Regions from separate parts of the Homo sapiens genome. Here region 2 is linked to region 1. The links are chromatin contacts, found by Hi-C or POLR2A ChIA-PET in ENCODE. All regions are on one chromosome and are shown on one strand. The core of a region is the stretch at or near the end of the contact, and the rest is flanking DNA. Distances in the headings are between cores, read along the strand shown. Region 1 holds the start of ZSCAN2 (zinc finger and SCAN domain containing 2). Region 2 overlaps SLC28A1 (solute carrier family 28 member 1).

Region 1 (5,008 bases), core at 2,172-4,671:
CTGCCTTGGACACCACCTTCTCCTCCTCCGAAACACCACACTCCTCTACCTTGGAAGGGTGCTCCCGCCCTCTCCCTATGAGGTTCTGCGTCTCACCACTGTCCTGAAGGGTCTGGGTCAAGTCTTCCACCAGGGCCGCTGCCTCCTCACTGCTTTCAGGCCGATGCTCTTGCAGCCAAGCCTGAATTTCCTTTGGCAGCATGGTTAACATCTGCTCCTTGGTGTGTACCTCTGGTCTCAGCCAGCGCCGGCAGAGCTCTCGGAGGCGGCCGAGTGCACCCTGTGGTCCCCTGGTCACCTCCTCCTGGGGGCCGCCCTTGCCAGCACTCTGGGGAAAGGGCTCAGACTCAGGGCCATCCTCCTGCAGCACAGCTTCTTGCACCCAGGAGTCATCCTCCAGGATCATGGTGGTGACCTCCTCCTCCTGTCTATCTTCCTCTTGAGGCACCTGGACCAAGGAGCTCAGCGGAGTGGTCACTCTCGGGATGTCTGCAGCCATCATCCACAGTCCTGGGGCAATCACTTAGGCTTCAAGCCTTGGACCTCAGTCTTCTCCAGCCAGGCTCTCAGGTAAGACACTTCCCTCCTCAAATATCAACAAGTAGTCCCGCTGAGAAACAAAAAAGAGAACCATAATCCATAGGTAGACTGTCCTAAAGCAATCTAACTCACAAAAGCCCAGGTCAGACCACCAAGTGGCCCTTACATATGCAAACCAACAGACGTTTCCTGTTCTTCTTAAAGAAAAAATGGCTTATTCCTGAAAACATCTCTCTGTGGTAAAAGAAGGCTGGGTGCAGTGTCTCATGCCTGTAATCCCAGCACTTTGGGAGGCCGAGGTGGGCGGATCACCTGAGGTATGGTGAAACCCCATTTCTATTAAAAATACAAAAATTAGCCGGGCGTGGTGGCGGGGGCCTGTAGTTCCTGCTACTTGGGAGGCTGAGGCAGGAGAATCTCTTGAACCCAGGAGGCGGAGGTTGCAGTGAGCACAGATCTCGCCACTGCACTCCAGCCCAGGCAACAGAGTGAGACTCCGTCTCAAAAAAAAAAAAAAAAAAGTATCCCAAGCACAAAAAATACAGCATTGTTCCTTCCAAAACACCAAAGAATGAGTATCAGAAATGCAAAGTCCCCGGGAAAAACCCATGACTGAAATACTGAGGACTCTCCTAAGTCAGTTTCGACTTGCACTGTGTGACCTTGACCTAACATACAACTTAGTCACCAAACTCGGTGACCACCTAATAAAGATAATAACACTCATGTTTCTGTTTTTATGGGGGCATCTTAAGGATCAGCAATGGATCAGATGTCAAAGCACTCTGAGCTTCTTTGGAAGAAAGGCAATATCTCAACTGCATTATTACCATACTTTAAGTATGAAGTTTAAAACATGCATATACTCTCCAATCCAGCCTCGGCCCCTCAGTACTTTATCTTAAAAAAATAACCAAAAAATCGAGTCCTTAAAAATCCAGCAGCAGGGAATGGCTAATAAACTATGACACACCCATATAGCAGCATGTATTAGAAACTGTGCTATAGGCTTGGCGTGGTTGCCTGTAATCCCAGCACTTTGGGAGGCCTCGGCAGGCGGATCACTTGAGGTCAGGAGTTCGAGACCAGCCTGGCCAATATAGTGAAACCCCGTCTCTACCAAAAATACAAAAATTAGCCAGGCATGGTGACGGGCGCCTGTAATCCCAGCTACTCAGGAGGCTGAGGCAGGAGAATTGCCCGAACCTGGGAGGAGGAGGTTGCAGTGAGCCGAGATCGTGCCACTGCACTCCAGTCTGGGCGAAAGAGCCAGACTCTGTCTCAAAAAAAAAAAAAAAAAAAGAAAAGAAAAGGAAAAAAAAGAAAAGAAACTGTGCTATAATAATGGCTACCTTTAGGTGGTAATGACAGGAAAGGGGCTCAAAGGAGCCTTCTGGGATGATGGAAATTTTCAATATCTTCATTTGGCAATGGCGGCACAAGAGCAAACATATGAAATTTAAGATCTGCACATTACGCTGTATGTTTTTAATATTTTAAAAATTATATTGACAAAGATTAATCATTAATGATTTAAGATAATCCTTCTGATAGGAAAATAATGGATAAACACAAAATCAGCAGGGCAGAAAAACCATAGACACAGTAAGTCCTCAATTCCCTTTAAAAATGAACTCACAGCCGGGCGCGGTGGCTCAGACCTGTAATCCTAGCACTTTGGCAGGTTGAGGCGGGCGGATCACCTGAGGTCGGAAGATCGAGACCAGCCTGACCAACACGGAGAAACCTCGTCTCTACTAAAAACAAAATTAGCCAGGCGTGGTGGCGCATGCCCGTAATCCCAGCTACTCCGGAGGCTGAGGCAGGAGAATCGCTTGAACCCGGGAGGCAGAGGATGCGGTGAGCGGAGATCAGGCCATTGCACTCCAGCCTGGGCAACAAAAGCAAAACTCCGTCTCAAAAAAAAAAAAAAAAAAAAATGAACTCACAGGAAAAAAGAACGGGACGGCACCTACAAAATATTGAAAGCAGTGGAATTGCAAACGACTTAAAATATTATAAAAGCAATACAAAATTATTTTTAGCCCAAGCGCTGTAGCTCACGCCTGTAATTCCAGCACTTTGGGAGGCCGAGGAGGGAAGATGGCTTGAGGCCGGGAGTTCATGACCAACCTGGGCAACAGAGTGAGACCCAGTCTCTACAAAAATAAAAAAATTTTTTAAAAAATCATTACTACATCATAAAGACTCAACTAACAACCCTCCCTCAATGAAAAGGGGAGAAAAGCTGACAAAAGCTTAAAAAAAAAAGGACAAAAAATAAAAGCTAGTGGGAAAACCGAAGCTCTCAACGTGTATTTACTCAAATGACTAGAAGAAATACTGGCATATGGTGTAAGAGAACTCTTCCTACTTGGGAGCCTGGGAAAAGTGTGCCAGGTCAGCTAATTTGCGGTCTGACTTGGGGCACGACACGCCCCCTCTGAACCTCAGTTTCCCCATCTGTAAAACGTGTACGCTGCGCGGGATGTCGTCGAATGCCCCTTCCCGTCCAAAGCCTGCGCTTCTCGGTAGGAGAGGCAAGGAGCTCTCCGCCAGGGAGACGCGTCCGGGACGGTTCGCTGAGCGGAGCCGGCGCGTAAATCGGGGCTGCAGGGCCCGCAGGATACGGAGCGCGACCCCGACGCCCCTCCCCCAGCAGAGCTGCCGGCAGCTGGCTCCAGGCCCACTATTCCCTCACCTCGGGCTACTGCCCGGGGTCCGCGTGGCTCCAGGCCTGCCTCTCCGGCTCACCTCTCGGGAGACCAGGTCCTGCTCTAGCGGTTGCTTCGCGTGCGAAAGCGCCCCCGGGCTCGGCCCGGCCCCTCCAGATTCACCCCGGCTCAAGCCCGTGGGGCACCGAGAACAATGGACGGGAGAGGCCCGCCCACCGCCGCGCTCATTGGCTGCCGAGAACGGCCCTGGAAATTCTGCCTTTCTGTTGGTGGAGACGGCACCCAGCCGGGCGGCAGGAGGGAGGCTGGGCCCAAGGCATTGTGGGAGATGTAGTCCGCCCGGAGACGAACCTGACCGCGGTCCCCGGAGTAGGGTTTGGGGCTGACAGCCTGGGCAGTGCCTGCGGACCAGAGGCAGGAAAATCCGCAGACTGACCGTCAGAAACCCTGTGTTGGCTAGAGCTGTAACCCGAGACAAGCCGTTTCACTTATCTAAGGCCTCTGTATATTTGTCTATAAAAAGTGAAAGTTGGATGGCCGGACTTGAAGGACCTTTTCGGCTGCGAACCTTGTGGCAAGGAGTATTGTTAGGCACCCTCGACCGGCGAGAGCGGACCCTGGGCAGGAAGGGAATCCATGGGGGAACAAATCCTCATCGCCCAAGCCTGGCGCCTTTCCCCCAGTTTGCAGCTGTACACATGCACCCGGTCTTCGCACACCCCTTTGTTTTCGCACGTGGTATTCCTGTGTTTGGAGGAACGCCCTGCCCCGCCTCCTCTGCCGCGGAACTCCCATTCTTCCAGCTTCTCCTGGGTGGAGCCTGCCCTGTCATCACCACCTCCCCAGGCAGAGACACCGCCCCTAGTACACGTGTTGGACGTCCCCATTTTATTTTTTAAATATATATATGTATGTATTTGTATATATATATATATATTTATTTATACACACACACTCACAGACAGGATCTACATTTCATAGAGACAGGGTTTCCATATGTTGCCCAGGCTGACCTCGAACCCCTGGGCTCAAGCGATCCTTCCTCCTCAGCCTCCCAAAGTGCTGGAATTACAGGTGTGAGCCACCGCACCTGGCTGACGTCTCCATTTTAGTACTGATCACCGGGTTGCTTACTTGTCAATCTCAGTATGGGGGAAGGGAGGGTGCCCGGGTGTGGGAGGTTGGCCTCCATCTTTGTGTTTTACGGCTGGCGCTGTTGAAGAAACGGCTGCCCCAACCCTGCTTGAAAACAGGTGAGAAACTACCTGGAAACTCAAGCGGAAAATCTAAAAATGGAGAGAGACACCCTTAATGGTCTGTGATAGAATAGTTATGTATGTTTGCACTGAGCAATTACTGGAGGCACCTGCAATGAAATGACTGCTTTTTTTTTTCCTCCTCTGTCGCCCAGGCTGGAGTGCAGTGACACGATCTCGGATCAAGTGATTCTCCTGCCTCAGCCTCCCAAGTAGCTGGGATTACCGGCGTGCGCCACCACACCTGGCTAATTTTGCGTGTTTTTAGTAGAGACAGAGATTTCACCATGTTGATCAGGCTGGTCTTGAATTCCTGACCTCAGGTGATCCAGCCGTCTTGGCCTCCCAAAGTGCTGAGATTACAGGCATGAGCCACGTGCCCGGTCCTTTTCCCATTTTTAAATTGGATTTATTTGTAAGAGCTCTTTGTATATTAAGAAAATTATCCCTTTGTCACAGCAGTTGCTACTCTTTCTCAGTTTGCTGTTTGTTTTCTGCTGGTTTATTAAATATAGAAATTTGAAATTTTTTTGCAGT
Region 2 (5,368 bases), core at 2,058-4,557, 330 kb before region 1:
GCCCAGGCTAGTGGAAGACAGTGATGGACAGAGAGAACGGGACCCTCTGCTTTGCTCCCCCCACCTTGTACCACTACCCTGTCTGCAGGACCTCCTGCTGTGCTCACCCATAGGTCAGTTTCACTCCTTCCTCCCTCCTAAACTTGGACTCCTCCACCTCCGGGTAGACCAGCTTGGAGAGGGCCAAGGCACAAGGGGCAGCCATCACAGAGGCTGCAATCAACGAGGTGGCATCGATCTGCAAGAGTGAGAGTGCAGGTTCTAGGTGGACAGTCAGAAGAAATGCTGGCGACCAAGGAGTGCGGCCCAGGGCAGCAAGGGCACATGTGTAGTCTGTCCCACTGATATGTCCTCATTGTCATAACTGCTGTCATCACTAATAATAATAATACCTTTTATGTGTAGAAGGTCACAGGCTATATGTATAGGACCTTCTATTTCTTCCTGGTGCTCCCTAAGTTAGGAATGACAAATATTGTTATCTTCATTTTACAGACAAGAAAACTGAGACTCCAAAGGATTAAATATGGCTTCCCAAAATAAAGGAAGAGAAGGAATTAGAGCCTATCACATCTTTTGGCTCCAAGTTCAAGGTTCTTTCTTCCTTTTTAGGCTGTCACTGTTGACCACTAATCCCCGTTAGCTGAGGTTTCCCCCTTAGTGGAGGAATTTGTAATGCTTTCAGACAAAGCTCTAGAACCTAAGAGTTGAAATGAAATGGATTTAAGAGCTAAACCAATTCCACCTTAGTGTAGGTATGTACTAGCGTAGGAAGGTACTCCCTCTCTAGGCTCTCTCTTTGAATGCTTACTGTGACGGGGAACTCACCACTGCAAGCCAACCCATCACATCCAGTCCTGCAGTTTGAGAACTCCTTCTCAGGAAATCTGCCTCTATGACAGCCACCGTTTGACCCTCAGTCTCCTTCTGGGAGCCACGCTGTGAAAACCACTCCCAGCAAGATGGCAGAGCAATGTCAGCCCCTGGGATTCTCCCTTCCTGAAGTTTTATCTTCACTGGGACCCCAAACCCTTTGCTTCTCTGTTCTTTTCCACAGAGAAATATGACACGTTTCCCCCTATCACTGTGTCATTTACCAAGCAGGGAAATCAGAACCAACTCAGACATCTAACAATGGGAGACCGGCTAAGCGTCGTCAGGCTGTCATTGAAAATGATGGTCATCAAGGCCTCACAGTGAAGTGGGAAAGGGCCCACAACATTGCAGGTAGAGAAGAACCAAAACTAGGGGCAGTGGGGAAACAAACTCCAAAATGGCGCATGAAAAGATTAGAAAGAAATACACCAAAATGGCAATGAATTGACTGTCCCTGGCTGCTGGGGCCAGGGGTGATTTTCTTTCTTGCTTTATTTTTTTTTCCAAGACAGAGTCTTGCTCTGTTGCCCAGGCTGGAGTGCAGCGGTACAATCTTGGCTCACTGTAACCTCCGCCTCCTGGGTTTAAGCAATTCTCCTCCCTCAGCCTCCAGAGTAGCTGGGGTTACAGGTGTGCACCACCACGCCCGGCTAATTTTTGTATTTTTAGTAGAGATGGCGTTTCACCGTGTTGGCCAGGCTAGTCTCGAACTCCTGACCTCGTGATCTGCCCACCTGGGCCTCCCAAAGTGCTGGGATTACAGGCATGAGCCACCATCCCCGGCCGATTTTCTTTTCTTTCTGCATTTTGGTATCTTTCTTTTCTTTCATTTTTTTTTTTTTTTTTTTTTTTTTTGAGATGGAGTCTCACTCTGTCGCCCAGTCTGGAGTGTAGTGGCGCCATCTTGGCTCACTGCAAACTCTACCTCCCAGGTTCACACCATTCTCCTGCCTCAGCCTCCCAAGTAGCTGGGACTACAGGCGCCCACCACCACGCCCAGCTAATTTTTTTTTTTTGTATTTTCAGTAAAGACGGGGTTTCACTGTGTTAGCCAGGATGGTCTCAATCTCCTGACCTTGTGATCTGCCTGCCTTGGCCTCCCAAAGTGCTGGGATTACAGGTGTTTTGGTATCTCTCAAAATGTCCACAACAATATTTTTTTTAATAAACAAAAAGCAAAATAGATGTTTCTTCTTAAAGTTTGTAATAAGCCAACTGCATTCTAAAGTGTTAAATAAAAATAAAAAGGAGGAGGGAGGTAAGTTGAAGACAGACACTCAGGCTGATAAAAGCAGAGGGCAGGCCAGGCACAGTGGCTCACGCCTGTAATCCCAGCATTTTGGGAGGCCAAGGCGGGCAGATCACTTGAGGTCAGGAGTTTGAGACCAGCCTAGCCAACATGGTGAAACCCCATCTCTACTAAGAATACAAAAATTAGGCCGGGCGTGGGGCTCACACCTGTTATCCTAGCACTTTGGGAGGCCGAGGTGGGAGGATCACAAGGTCAGGAGTTCGAGACCAGTCTGGCCAACTTAGTGAAACCCCCATCTCTAATAAAAATAGAGAAAAATTATCCGGGTGTGGTGGTGTGTGCCTGTAATCCCAGCTACTCGGGAGGCTGAGGCAGGAGAATCACTTAAACCCAGGAGGCGGAGGTTGCAATGAGCCGAGATCGCACTATTGCACTCCAGCCCAGGCAATAGTGCGAGACTCCATCTCAAAAAAAAACAAAAATTAGCCTGGTGTGGTGGTGGGTGCCTGTAATCCTAGCTATTTGGGAGGCTGAGGCACGAGAATGGGTAGAACCCAGGAGGCAGAGGTTGCAGTGAGCTGAGCACTCCAGCCCGGGCGACAGAGTGAGACTCCATCTCAAAAAAAAAAAAAAAAAAAAAGCAGAGGGCAGATCGTGGGCACCCCTCATTACCATCTCAGGGAAGTGCCAGGCCTGCTGCTGAGAAGCCAGGCTGGAGACCCTCTCAGGCTCTGAATCCCAGGTATTGTGTCCTTCTTCTTTTTCTAAACCCCAGTTGTTTCTTTTTAAAGATCGACAAAACTTCTTAAAATGTGAACAAGAATTGGCAGCAGCCTGATACCTCCCCAGGGCCCTGTGTGGACACTGGGTGTGCAAGCCTGGGCCCCTGCCCCTTGCTGGATGAAACCCACTTGGGGCAGGTGTCCTCTCTGGACTTTCTGGGCTGGGCTTTGGGACTTCCCCTGCTTCCTCCTCAGTTGCTCAGCCCCAGCTGGGATGGTGCCACACCTGGAATCTTGGGATTTTCCCTCCACCAGGCAGGACCCTGACCCTTCCTCTGACTTGTAGATTACATCTGGTTTGTAAACCTGAGTCACGGCAGAGAACACACCCTGCAGTTGTCACATTCCTGCACACTGTCCCCTGGGTGACCCAGTTGTGGTCACAGCCTCAAATGCTGCAGTTGCTAGTTTCCAGCTCATCATGGAAAGGGCTGAGTCCTGCACAGGCAGGGCTCCCTGGGCACTGGGCCAGCCCACACCCACCTCCCCACTGCCAGCTACTCTGCAGGGCTGTGACATTCCCCAGCCCTGCCTCCCAGGCACCTGGTCAGGAGAGCCTTCCATCCTAGCATCCCAGGGCCCACGCCTGCCCATAACCCTTCTCTCTCTGACCCAAAGGGTCTCGCTCTGTCACCCAGGCTGGAGTGTAATGGCATGATCATGGCTCACTATAGCCTTGACCTCCTGGGCTCAAGTGATCCTCCCACTTCAGCCTCCCCAGTACCTGGGACTATAGATGTGTGCCACCATGCCCAAGTAATTTTTTATTTTTTAAATTTTTTGTGGAGATAGGGGTCTCCCTATGTTGCCCATGCTGGTCTCAAGCTCCTGGTCTCAGCCATCCTCCTGCCTTGGCCTCCCAAAGTACTGAAATGACAGGCATGAGCCACTGCACCCAGCCTAGAAGCCACATTTTTTTTTTTTTTTTTGAAACAGAGTCTTGCTGTGTTGCTCAGGCTGGAGTGCAATGGGGCGATCTCGGCTCACTGCAACCTCTGCCTCCCGGGTTCAAGCAATTCTCCCACCTCAGACTCCTGAGTAGCTGGGGTTACAGGCACCTGACATCATACCTGGCTAATTTTTGTATTTTTGTAGAGACAGGGTTTCTCCATGTTGCCCAGGCTGGTCTTGAACTCCTGACCTCAGGTGATCCACCCGCCTCGGCCTCCCAAAGTGCTGGAATTACAGGTGTGAGCCACCGCGCCCGGCCATAGCCACATTTTAAAAAGGAAAAAGAAATAGGTTAAATTAATTTTAATAATGTCTTATTTAACTCAATATATCCAAAATATTTTCTTTCCACCCATGTAATCAATATAAAACTATCAATATGGATGACAAAATAAAAATTTAAAATTAATAAAACATCTTAAAAGTTTTTCAATACGACTAGCCTCATTTCAAGTGCTCAATAGCTATGTGTGTTTGGTGGCTACTGTACTGGACCGTGGAGATCTAGAAATATCCAGATATTAGCAATAGGAGGGATGTGCGGAGAAGGGAGCCAGAGATTGAGCAACAAAGTGGTTTTAAGAATCTGGGAGCTTGGAGGCTGGGCGCAGTGGCTCATGCCTGTAATCCCAGCAGTTTGGGAGGCCGAGGCGGGTGGATCACCTGAGGTGAGGAGTTCAAGGCCAGCCTGGCCAACATGGTGAAACCCTGTCTCTACTAAAAATACACAAATTAGCTGGGTTGGTGGCGCATGCCTGTAATCCCAGCTACTTGGGAGGCTGAGGCAGGAGAATTGCTTGAACCTGGGAGGTGGAGGTTGTAGTGAGCCGAGATTGAGCCACTGCACTCCAGCCTGGGCGACAGAGGGAGACTCTGTCTCAAAAAAAAAGAAAGAAAGAAAGAAAAGAAAGAAAGAAAAGAAAGAAAGAAAGAAAGAAAGAAAGAAAGAAAGAAAGAAAGAAAGAAAGAAAGAAAGAAAGAAAGAAAGAAAGAACGAACGAACCTGGGAGCTTGAAGGAAAGGGCAAGAGAGACCTTTCTGGGATTCAGAGGCTGAGGGCAGAGCCAAAGATACTGAGGAACTGACTGGGGAAGGAAGTTAGAGGGCGTGCAGTACAGGGCTGGTGCAGTGACTGTCATGAGCCAGGTGGGGGCAAAAGAGAGCTGCTCTGGAGAAAAGACTGGGGCAGACCCAGAGATTGAAGGGAAGGAAGGTTTGTTTGTTAGGTGCTTTTCCTCTGGGCCAGCTATAGTTGTAGTCTGGGGCTTTCAAACCAGAGACTGTAAAATGGAGGCTCAAGGGCACCTAGGGATGATCCTGGCTGCCTCTGCCCATTCTGTGCAGCTAAAGGGAAGTGGGTACCCAGGCCCTGTCAATGGGGAAGCCAGACTGCCCAGGGCTGGGCCTGGACTTTTGCCTGAGAAAGGGAAGAAAAGAGGGCTGAGTTTTAAGCCAGATTGTGGAAATGGGCGAGCATTCTTCCAGTGTTTAAGTTCTAAGTAATGAC

What was found. A loop is a pair of places that touch in the nucleus more often than their neighbours do. ChIA-PET counts read pairs that join two places held with the same protein, here RNA polymerase II (POLR2A). Pooled maps may share reads with other maps.
Region 2: a map of body of pancreas shows a loop between it and region 1 (3-fold over the local background). The contact joins the enhancer-like site here to the promoter of ZSCAN2 in region 1. A Hi-C loop is called at or near these places in 51 of 168 maps with a recorded cell type or tissue (Calu3, GM11168, GM12878 and 31 more), 17 of 37 single-sample maps with no recorded cell type and 36 of 50 pooled maps. POLR2A ChIA-PET finds 5 or more read pairs at or near these places in 7 of 52 experiments (A673, B cell, CD4-positive, alpha-beta T cell and 4 more).

Annotation. Positions count from the first base shown.
Region 1 is chr15:84,599,422-84,604,429 of GRCh38, reverse strand. ZSCAN2 (zinc finger and SCAN domain containing 2) reads right to left here and starts at 3,421. Exons shown (of 3, transcript NM_181877.4): 1 at 3,295-3,421; 2 at 97-610. The coding sequence starts at 502. LOC105370947 (a long non-coding RNA gene) reads left to right here. Exons shown (of 4, transcript NR_186225.1): 3 at 445-570; 4 at 4,627-4,996. RefSeq lists enhancers at 378-1,006, 3,524-3,573 and a silencer at 3,054-3,203.
Region 2 is chr15:84,928,015-84,933,382 of GRCh38, reverse strand. SLC28A1 (solute carrier family 28 member 1) reads right to left here. Exons shown (of 19, transcript NM_004213.5): 13 at 108-238. Among named protein-coding and RNA genes, the nearest start is that of SLC28A1, 46 kb to the right of the region's middle. RefSeq lists an enhancer at 5,257-5,316. Within about 2 kb of position 3,307, at least 6 of the 41 ENCODE cell types and tissues checked have a DNase peak (open chromatin) inside an H3K27ac peak, as active enhancers do; they include body of pancreas and right lobe of liver, where a contact is called at or near this core.